Linked DNA regions of Mus musculus: region 2 is linked to region 1. The links are chromatin loops, found by intact Hi-C in ENCODE. Cell type or tissue: heart. All regions are shown on one strand.

The links. A loop is a pair of places that touch in the nucleus more often than their neighbours do. Peaks named below come from ENCODE experiments on the same cell type or tissue, not always from the same donor. Only the 100,000 strongest peaks of a DNase experiment are listed, where the experiment ranks them.
Region 2: a loop joins it to region 1, with 2.5 times the contacts of the local background. A loop is called at or near these places in 7 of 42 quality-filtered maps.

The regions. Positions count from the first base shown.
Region 1 is chr19:55,640,787-55,645,786 of GRCm38, reverse strand. It overlaps 4930552P12Rik (RIKEN cDNA 4930552P12 gene), which reads left to right. Exons shown (of 4, transcript NR_045318.1): 3 at 2,186-2,359; 4 at 3,236-5,000. Among named protein-coding and RNA genes, the nearest start is that of Gm41871, 58 kb to the left of the region's middle. In heart, no CTCF peak of the experiment used is centred here; DNase peaks (open chromatin) are centred at 1,636 and 2,276; H3K4me3 peaks cover 911 bases; H3K27ac peaks cover 2,347 bases.
Region 2 is chr19:55,875,122-55,880,121 of GRCm38, reverse strand. The region is part of intron 5 of Tcf7l2 (transcription factor 7 like 2, T cell specific, HMG box); the gene reads right to left. Among named protein-coding and RNA genes, the nearest start is that of Gm52391, 61 kb to the left of the region's middle. In heart, a CTCF peak has its summit at 2,265 (motif pointing right); DNase peaks (open chromatin) are centred at 2,311 and 3,441; H3K27ac peaks cover 238 bases.

The DNA.
Region 1 (5,000 bases):
AGACTCCCTGGTAGCCATCAAATGACTATAGGTCCTTTCCCAGGTCCTTTCTGGGTGCCAGGTCCCCATGTGCTGCCTGCCTGCCTTGGGAGTAGAAGGGGAGGCTTGGACTTCTTGGCAGGGGTGGATGTGGGTGTGTTTTCACCTCAGGCCCGAGGGTGAGTCTGTCCCCTTAAGGGTAGCTAGCCAGAGCGAACAGCTTCAACTGTGCCACCGGGTGGTTTAGAGGTATGGTTAGCAAATGTCTTAGCATCTCTGAGGCAAGACTTTACAGTTGTAGTGAGTCCTAGGATCCTGACCTTAATTTCCCAGAGAACAGGGCACAGGGGTTGGATTCAGACTTCCGGCCCTGACTCCCCGTCCTCCACCAGCCACAGGCGATCCTCCCTTCCCTCCCAACCTCCAGCCTCAGGCAGCTGCACTCTATCAGGATGCAATCTAAATGCAGTCTTAAAGACCTTGAAGGTGGGCCAATGGTGAGTTCAAGGCCAACCTGGGCTCCCGTCGTGATCCCCTGCTTTTGAAAAGAGGAAGGAGTGGGGAGATAGCTCAGCCAATAAAGCAAGAGGACTTGAGTATTGTAACCCCAAGCAAGAACTGACATAAAAAAGCCAAGCACGGCGGTCCACTTGTATTCCTGAGATGGCGGATCCCTGGGCTTGGTGGCAGGCAGCAAGCCTAGCTGAACTGTCGATTCCAGGTCAGTGAGAGATCTTGTCTCAAAAATCCAGGTAGAGGCTGGGGAGATGGCTCAGCCATTAAGAGCGCTGTTGCTCTTGCAGAGGATCCCAGATTCAGGTTCTAGCCCCCACACAGTACTTCACAACTATCCAGAACTTCAGTTGTAAGGGATCTTCTCACCCCCGCGGGTACCAGGCACACAGGCAAACCACTCAATCACAAAAAATAAGATAAACACACCTAAAACCCAAAACAAGGCAGAAGGTAGTTCAAAAGACAGCATTCATCTCTGACCTCCACAAACACAGGTATACTTATGTACCTGTACACACGTGAACACACACGTGTATGTGCAACACTCACACAAATACCAACTGCAAATATTTGCAGAGTTCGAAATTCCCCAAATTTTACTCGAGCATTATCTGTGGCTGGGAATTATCTACACATCCCCAAGGACGAAGCTGAGACAATCCTGGTTGCTCTGTGTCCCCAATACTCAGAAACTGCCTCCTGGCAAGCCATGCCGACTGCAGCTTTCCAAGACAAGGCCTCCCACTTTGCACACCAGCAAACTGAGGCTCAGAGCGAAAAGTCACTGAAGTGCTCCGTGTCAGGTGGCTGAAGCAGGACCAGAAGCCCAGACTGGTGAGGTAAAGGCGCCCCCAGCTAGCCTAGCTGTGATTCTGATTCATATGAGAAGAGCCCACTCATCCTGCCAGGGAACCAGGCAGATGGGGAACAGCACTCAAACGGGTCCTGAATGAGACAAAGTGGAGGTGTCACCCTTGTCTGTGGACCTCCCCTCCTTCCCAGGTTCCTGATGTCTTCCCTCCGGTAGCAGCTTTTCTGGAAGTGTTATTCACCTGGAGAGCCGACCCTGAGAATATTTGGAGTCAAGGAGTTACATGAGCATGCTGGCGTCCACACATCAGCCTGATGCCACGGGTCCCCTGCCAGCTTTGAGGTCCCATCTTTCCAGAGTCAACTGCATTCCGTGGGAGGATTGGGGGGGGGTGCACGTATGGGGGAGGGGGTGCGCGTGCGCGCATGGCCCTTTTTGTTTTGTTTTACTTGGGTTCGGTTCTGGAGATGGGAGTCAGGCCCAAAGGCTTGCACCAGCAGGCTTTTTACTGATGGAGCGGGCTCCTCAACCTTGGCGTTCCATTTTGCAGTAGAAACCTGACCCTGTTCTCAGTTAAGAGATGAAGACACAGAGGCATACCCACTGCCTGATTCCAATCTTGAAGCTTGTGCTTATGTCACCAACTGAGAAGGGACATACTGTCACAGCAGGGAGCTGAGAGTATGGGGGTGGGAGGGGAGCGCAGCCGAAGTTCCATTGTATCACAGCGGGGCGGGGGGGAGGGGGGGCGTGAGGCACGAGACCGATACTGGGACTCCCGAGATAGCCTTTCTATTCTTGGTTCTGCAATGAGCTTGCTGTGTGCCCTTGGGCAGATCAGTTCCTCTCTCTAACGCCCAGTTTCCTCATTTTCTACAGCCAAATGCAGAATCTTAATGGCTTTCCCTTTCGGTTCGACAAGCCCAGAGCTCTAGCCTGGGTGCGGGCTGTGTGTGAAGAAATAGGAGTCTTGGTTTCGTTTTGTAACCTGGGCCCCTCCAGTGCCTACCAGCTGGGGCTGGGAACAGGACCAACATTCATTGACAAATGAAGGTGAGTTTCAGAGAGGCAGCCTGGGCTGTCACAAAACTCTGACAGAAGAAGTGCAGTGCTGGGGAAACCCCAGGCTTCTGTAAGCCAAGGCTCTGATTGGTGCACAGCGTTTGCTCTTCCTTCAGACCAAGGCCTCCAGCCAGTTCCCAAGCCATTAGCTGCTGGTTTTGATCAATGGCAATAGCATAAACAACAAATAAGTCCATTCGCTGGCAATTTCAGTCATTTGTGGCATTTAATTAGCATAATTGACCCAAACTGGAACTTTTCCTTCCACCTGAATTTAAAAATACATCCCCACTAACCCTCAGTACATCTGAGAAAAATTTCTTCTTCTTTTTTTTTAATGAGGCTTTAACTAAAGCCCAATATCAAAACACTATATAATACTTTTATCTCATCGAAGACATTTGATGCTTATTAAAATATTACTGCTTTAAGGCTTATTTTTTTTTTTTTTTTTTTTTTTTGCCCAAGAGTGTGTGCAGAGCCTCACTCCTCAGATAATAACAAAGAAATCTTAAACATGAAAAACACACATGAAAGGTAATATGTTCCCCGTTAGTCTCAGTATCATTTCCCCAGGATTTATTACTTTCCAAATATAGCATTAGCTTAAAACTAAAAGGCCGTTTACAGTAATGGGACACTTGGTACTACTTTGGAGCATGTGGGCTCTCCCAGGGCCTTGTACAACGGCTTCATTAAGCGGGGAACTGTGGGGGAGAACGGCTGGGTTAAAAAAAAAAAAAAAGAATCCCAGCATGTCTCCTCCAAGGCCCCCCAGATAGGCCACCTACCCTGACCCAAGGCCCGTGTCTAACAAGCTCTTAATTCCGCTTTCAGAACTGCTCTTTCACGCGTTGTTTCTTCCAGAGATGAAAACATTTTCGAAGCTGACAGGCCATCAATTGGGTGCCACCCGGGAAGAGAAGCCATGGTCTGCAGCTCTGCTTCCTGGCCCCACCACCAGGAGAATATGGGACTGCCAGCCACACCCAATGGGCCGCCCTAGGTTTGGGAGGTCTCTTTTTATCCTGAGAGAAGGCTTGGGAGCAGTTACGAAAGCGACGAGCCTACCGGCTTGGACACGGAGCAGCGATTGCTTGGCTTGTTGGGTATGGCTGAGGCCTGTATACAGTTGGATGACCTAAGTTATGGAAGGACAGAGTAGTCATGTACACAGAAGGGCCCTCTTGAGTGGCAGCTAGGGCCACTGTAATTTTGTCCCATGGGGTAGCCTGGGTCAAGCTCTCACTGGAAACTGCCAGTCAGCCGAGGGACCCTGAGGAGACTCACATTATCTGTTTGCTGTTTAGGTCCAGCAGTGAAGGCCCCTACTGATTTGGGGAACCAGCCTCCTGGCGCTTCCTAAATGCCCTGTTTTGAGAAGTTCCACAGAGTGAGGGTGTAAGTGTCTGGCCTGAAGGGAGAGACATGCTCCCCCTGGGTTCCAATCCCCATCATACCTTAGCTGTCAGCAGGGAGGGGAGGTTCCAGAGGCTACAGGAGGCTGTAGCAGAGAAACAAAGGCTTACATTACTACTCCAGGTTTGCTGTTCTCCCCGGAGGCAGATGGCACTGTGTGTTGGGTGGGGATCACTTCACCAGGCCTGCCTTTGCCCCAAGGGGCAGTTTCTTGGATAGGATAGGGATAGTGTCATTAAGCCCATTTGAGGAAGCAAGCAACCAACCGTTACCAGCTTTGGACTTCACTGACCATGTTCAGTTACTGTTGGACACTCTTTTCCTTCAGGCACAAATGGGTAATTTCTCATGTTCCTGCCTCTGTGACTGGGGCCAAGCAGGCATGTCTCCTTTGTTCAGTTCACTGCTCCCACCTCTGGAATCGTCCCTGCTGTCCAGGTTCTCTGGCCAGGTGTCACATGGCTTTACTCTGTCGGCAGTCCTCATGAGATCGATGACTCCTGGCGATCCACGTGTGAATGACTTGTAGGAAGGGCGCCGGAGTGAGCTGAGGTTGACAGAGAGCCACCTGCAGAGGCTCCAGCAGCTATGTGAGTGTATGGCTGGACAGTGTCACTTGTGAGATGCTCACAGTCCTGTGGTGTCAACTAGATCAAAGTCTCTCATAAGATAGAAGATGGAATCTGCCCTTGGTCACAACGCTTGATTCAGAACCCTGGCTTTTTATAGGGCTACTCTTTCCTCCGGTGATGAAGGTTAACATCCTGGAACATCCATGGCACAGATGCGGGCTAAGTCCTCTACCCTAGAAGATCTACAGTGCAGCCCTGGGCAGGATTCCTCCAAGGCTCACACAGTTTAAATGTTTCAGACTGGGATCATTGCAAAAGGAATTTTTCGCCTACAGAAGAGAGAGGCAAGGAAGGAAAGCTATGCCCAAGGTCTAGAAACAGGGCAGTAGCCCTGAGTTTGGAAAGCCGCTCCCACCTGGTCCAACTCTCTCTTAGCTCAACCAGTTGTCCGTGTGAAGATTAGGTTGCTGGTTTTGGCTTTTTTTTTTTTTTCCTTTTTTCTTTTTTGTCAACTTGATACAAGCTAAGAAGAAAGGCAATGGCCCCTGAGAACATGACTCCGTCAGATTGGCTTGTAGGCAAGTTCACAGGGGAGGGGGGGTCAGTTCCTTGATTAATGATCTATATGGAAGGCGCCCGAA
Region 2 (5,000 bases), 230 kb before region 1:
CTTTAAATCGCATTTAAAAAAAAAAATCTAAGTGTTATGCTATGCTGTCAAGTTATCTATCATGAGGTGCTATGGAGATTAGAGTGCAGGAGCTCTGTGTCAGAAATCACCCTCCATTTCTTTTCAGAGTCTATCCTAACTCAGAGAGCTCTTGGCTTTTTTTTTTTTCCCTTCTGTAGCCCACTCACTTGGCAAGATTAGTCTGCAACTGGGACACACACACACAAAATATTATCATCACTTGGGTAGTATGTATAAATATCAATATTGATTTGGATTTTGTCTCTTTAAAAGATTTATTTTGGATTATTTAAATATTTATGTGAAGAAGTATTCTGTGAGTGCATCTGGTACCTGAAGAGGTCACAAGAGAGCATCAGATCCCTGTACCTGGGGGTCCTGAGGAGCCTTGGGCAGGTGCTGGGTCCTCTGTAAGTACAGTGTTACTTTTAACCACTGAGCCATCTGCCCAGCCCTCCCCCCCCCCCCGGAAGTTATCTCTTTGACTCAATGCTTAGCTTAGCCCATGTTACGTTTGCACATTTGCTTCTAGGTTTTATAAGCGACGAGGTAAATGCCTGGCATGGATACACAACATTTTTAGCTGTTTTCCCAAGTATAAATTAGGTAAAATATACAGATGCTTAGGGGTCAAGAGCCAGCAACCAGACTCCACTTTGCCTTCACTATAATTTTGAGGCAGCCAAGCTTGTCAGAAAAAGCACTTTTGCAACCAATGAGGTATGTAAGTTTAAAACATGCTTACTGCTGTGCCAAGTATAAATATACAGAACTAGTTAAGCACTGGTTAAATGCTAAAAAAAGAGAAAAAAAAGCAAGAATTTATACCTAAAAACACCACTACTGGAATATTGGGGAGGGGAGATCCTAAAAGAGGAAAAGGAAGAGTGAGAGGCACTGGAGGTGGGAGAGGGCACAAGCAATGACTTCTGGGTAGACAATATCTTAGCATTGAGATTGCAAATTCTTTAAATACAACTCCTAAAACCGACTTCTTTAAAAAAACAATTATTCACACAGTGACGGGTTCATGAAAAAGGCTTGAGAACCTAGAAGGACAACTGAAAGACCACTGTCATCTGAAGAGACACCAGGCTTTTCCAAAGACAACCCTATAGAGGGCCATAAGAAATAAGAATTGATTTTTCTAAGAGAAGGGCTTCTTAAAGCCAGGGGAAGAAGCCAAGAATTACCATGCTTGTTAAGCAAATGTGTTTAATGTTTCCTGACATGTCTTCATTGGTTTTAACAACTGGCCCTTCTAAGCTTACAGCAAAGCCACTTTCTATGATGGTTTATCAGCATCGTCAAGAAAGAGCCATTTTTGAAAAGACTTCTTTTGATTCCACATTCCATCAGAACCATGGTTTAGGTAGAACGTTAAAATTATCAAGTGAATCGCATAAAACGACGCCACGTTCAAAACCAGTGAGTGACACGGCAGTTTGTTCTTACACGGGAGCTGGTTGAGAGTTTCCGCTTACAATGCTTAAGCCCTACATGGCTCTCTGCAAGGAAACTGGACATATGATGACCTTTTTGTACGCGTGTAGTCTGAATCTTGTATCATTTCCGGGATGTGAACACCTCTACTGTTCCTAATTTAAAAAAGGCAAAATTGAGGTCGCCAACAATATAGCCCCAAGACTCTAAGCTAACACAGTAAGTGAAGACTCCATGTTTGAACTCAAGCACTTCCTAGCTGCTCTTCCTAACCGTGTGTCTGCATCCCTGTCAGCCAACACAACCTGGCAGAGGGCTGCAGTGCAAAATGCCTGCGTGGCAATTCTAAAGCTAGGAGCTTCTATTGAACGCGCTGTGTTAAGTGATCTGTGCACACATGTAAACTTTTGGCAGGGATCATAGCAGGTCCTTTACTAACCGAGGGGACAGTTGGCAGGTATGGTACTGCAATTAATACAGATAAACCATCAATAGCCTATCTGCCTTTTGATTTTTAAATAAACAAAGGCTGAATGCTGTAATTAAGATCAGAAGTCCTCTGAAGGCCATATGGCCAAAGGGGAGCCGAATGTAAAGCCACCAGCAGGAATCAGGGAGTTTTTCGACTCCTAAGGAGGAAGAAGGGATTTTTAACAAATGTTTTCTCCCCTGGGACCTGGAGGACAAGTGACCTCCCTGCAGAAATGAGGTCTGGGGATCAAGACAGGAAAAAAAAAAAGGTACAATCTAGGTAGGAGCAGGAAAGGACCTGGTAAGCTGATGTTTGTAGGAAATACCACATGCATCCTGCAGGGGGCACACTGTGGCGTGTCCAGCCTAAGAGGACCTTGCCTGGCTTTTCTGAGGCCTGGTGCTTAGGGGACAATCCAACCCTGCAAATGCTGTGCAGTCGGCACAGTGGCTGGGCACACTGATGCCCGGGGGTCCCCAGAGTCTACTCCGTAATGCTTGGGAAACAATGACATCTCTATACCCACAATGGTCTCAGTGTGGGCCCCTCCTCCCACAATGGCCCCTTTCAATCCCCCACCATGAGCAATTGCCCCAAGTTTAACAGCCTGTGTTAGGGGGGCACCAGGCACAAAAGGAGGTGCTTCCAGGTTCAGTGAACATTTTACATCCATTCATCAGGGAAAAGACAAAAGCGACTCCCCACTTCACCTCAGGCAGGGCATCTACCCTACCAAAGAGCAACCTTTGTGTGACTGGGGGGCGGGGGGTGTCAGGGAACGCACTGTTTAAGGATGGTTGTGCAAACATGCTTTTGGATTATTTTTGTCTCCAACTAAAGGCATCTACATAAAAATGGGGTCCTTTTGTCACATAGGAAGGACCAAGCTGGACTTTGCGGGGGGGGGGGGGGGGGGGCAAAAGGCGTAAAAGCGTCCAAATAAAGATGGAAAAGGCTAGAGGCGGGGGCTCTAAATTACACTCTGGAATCTTTATTAGGAAAGTGGGCCATGTTTTCCTTTCCTTTACATTTTTATTGGGATTCACTGCGACTTTTATTACAGAATCTAGTGTTGGCTTTGTATACTGGCTTTAATTACTGAGTACCCTGCCAGCCACTCTTGACCAACACAGGCTGCTATGGGAAGCTTTCTCAGGACCCAAGCCTGCCTCTCCTCCTTGCAAGAGGAATCTGTTGGTGTCTTGACTCCACCAGTCAACAGTCAGTATTGCACTAGTTGATGAATGAGGCCTCAACTTAGTTGGTTACTTGAGTTACTTTGGGGACAGCTACAGAGCATACAAAGTGCTAATATTTGAAATAGTCTAAGTCATCCTTCCCTCTCAGAGTGACACCCACCCACCCCTTTACCCTGCCAAGCTGGATTAGTCATACTAAACATAGTCTGCTCCCAACCAACTCTTCAAGCTTTGGCAAGCAGGGCCCAGCTGACATTCCCGGCCCAGTTTAACATTACATAATGAGGACTTCTCTCTCCTTGTGGGCCACAAGTCAAAACAAACTTGCTGAACTCAACCCAGGGCATCAGCCTGCTTCCTGGTTACAAGACACGGGACTCTTAAGAGCAGAGTAGAGCTGTAAAAACCACCAGTGAACTCCAACGTGGTCAACAGCCTCTCAGCCAACTTGGTGATCTCTCTCCTACTTCCTCTCCCTGATGCTGGGGGTGAAAACTGTTCCAAAGAGTCCTTTTTCAGATCTCTGAGATGTTAACAAATCCCAGAAAGCATCACCCTAAAAGAATTCCCAAACACTAGGCCTTGGGGAAAGACAGAAGCAAGAACAAACTAATGTCCATCTCGTATAAATGGTAAGGGTGTGGTTTCTGTAGCCTGAAGCTCACAGCAATGCTCCTGTTTCAGCCTCCTGGGTGCTGGCCTTACAGGCATGAGGCAGCCTGTATGATAGGTTCAGCTAAGTGTTGCTAAAAGCACAGTCGTTGCTTGCAAGATTTCTAGTATTCCTTATGGAAAAGTCCTAGGCTCCTGCTTCCCGGTCTCCTTTCAGCAGAAATGCTTGGATTAAAATCCTCATGAGCATGGAAGCCCCTGAGGATCCCGGGCACCCAAGAAAAGTCATGATTTCCAGAGAGAAATATGTGACTTCACACCAGACACTGGATTCCACACATTTATCCACAGAGGACTTTTGGCTTCTGCACAGAACTTGGGTACTACTGAATGACATTCGAGTGTGCGGAGAACTGGGAGTGGCCGGGTCGGGTGGGAAGAGACGAGCAGGAAGGTGGATTTCTGCTGTGGGATGCTATGTGACCTGGTAACAAAGCCTGGGAGTCTTACAGCCCATTTGCTCTATCTGGGTCTCAGTTTTCAAAGTTTAGAAAGAGGCTGACAGAGTAGGGTCCTGTTGTGAGTCACCACTTAGCAATCTCCAGCGACTACTGTGAACAAGTTAAAATTACTCTGGCTATGGTTATCCACTCAAAAGCCTGTGCTTTTAGGTCACTGGCCCATTCCCTTGTCTTGAGTTATTTTATCATCTTTTCCTAGGAGTCCAGGCCCAACAAATCGCACACCAAACCTGTTGGGTAACATTCAATTTAGTACTATCTCTCTGCTATCTGTTTATGCACAGGGCAGGCCCTGATCGTCTCCCCGAAGCATCTTTTCTCTTTTAATCCTGGAGACAACATTTTTTTAAGTGACTGAGAATAGTTATTACAAAACCGATGACTAAGGCCTCATAGATAGCCCTCCCTGATGTGATTGGATCCTTGTGACCAATCACCTCCAATCCCCTGCTTTCTAAGAGCATATGAGGCCAGAATGCTCTGCTTACCACCTCATAGGTCTGCTTCTGATAGGCAGGTATGCGCCTGGATCAGTGTGGGCTAAGAGGGGAGGAGCAAAGATTTGGTGTTAAAGAGGCAAGAGTGGACATGGAGTCAGAAACCACTAGATTGGGAAGGTGGTTCAGTAAGACCGGGGCCAAAAGAACCATGGTTGCTGCAGAAGTGTAGATTTGGAGAGGCAGAGAAATGGGCCTTGTGGTAACCAGACTCTGTTCAGAACCATTGTCCTGA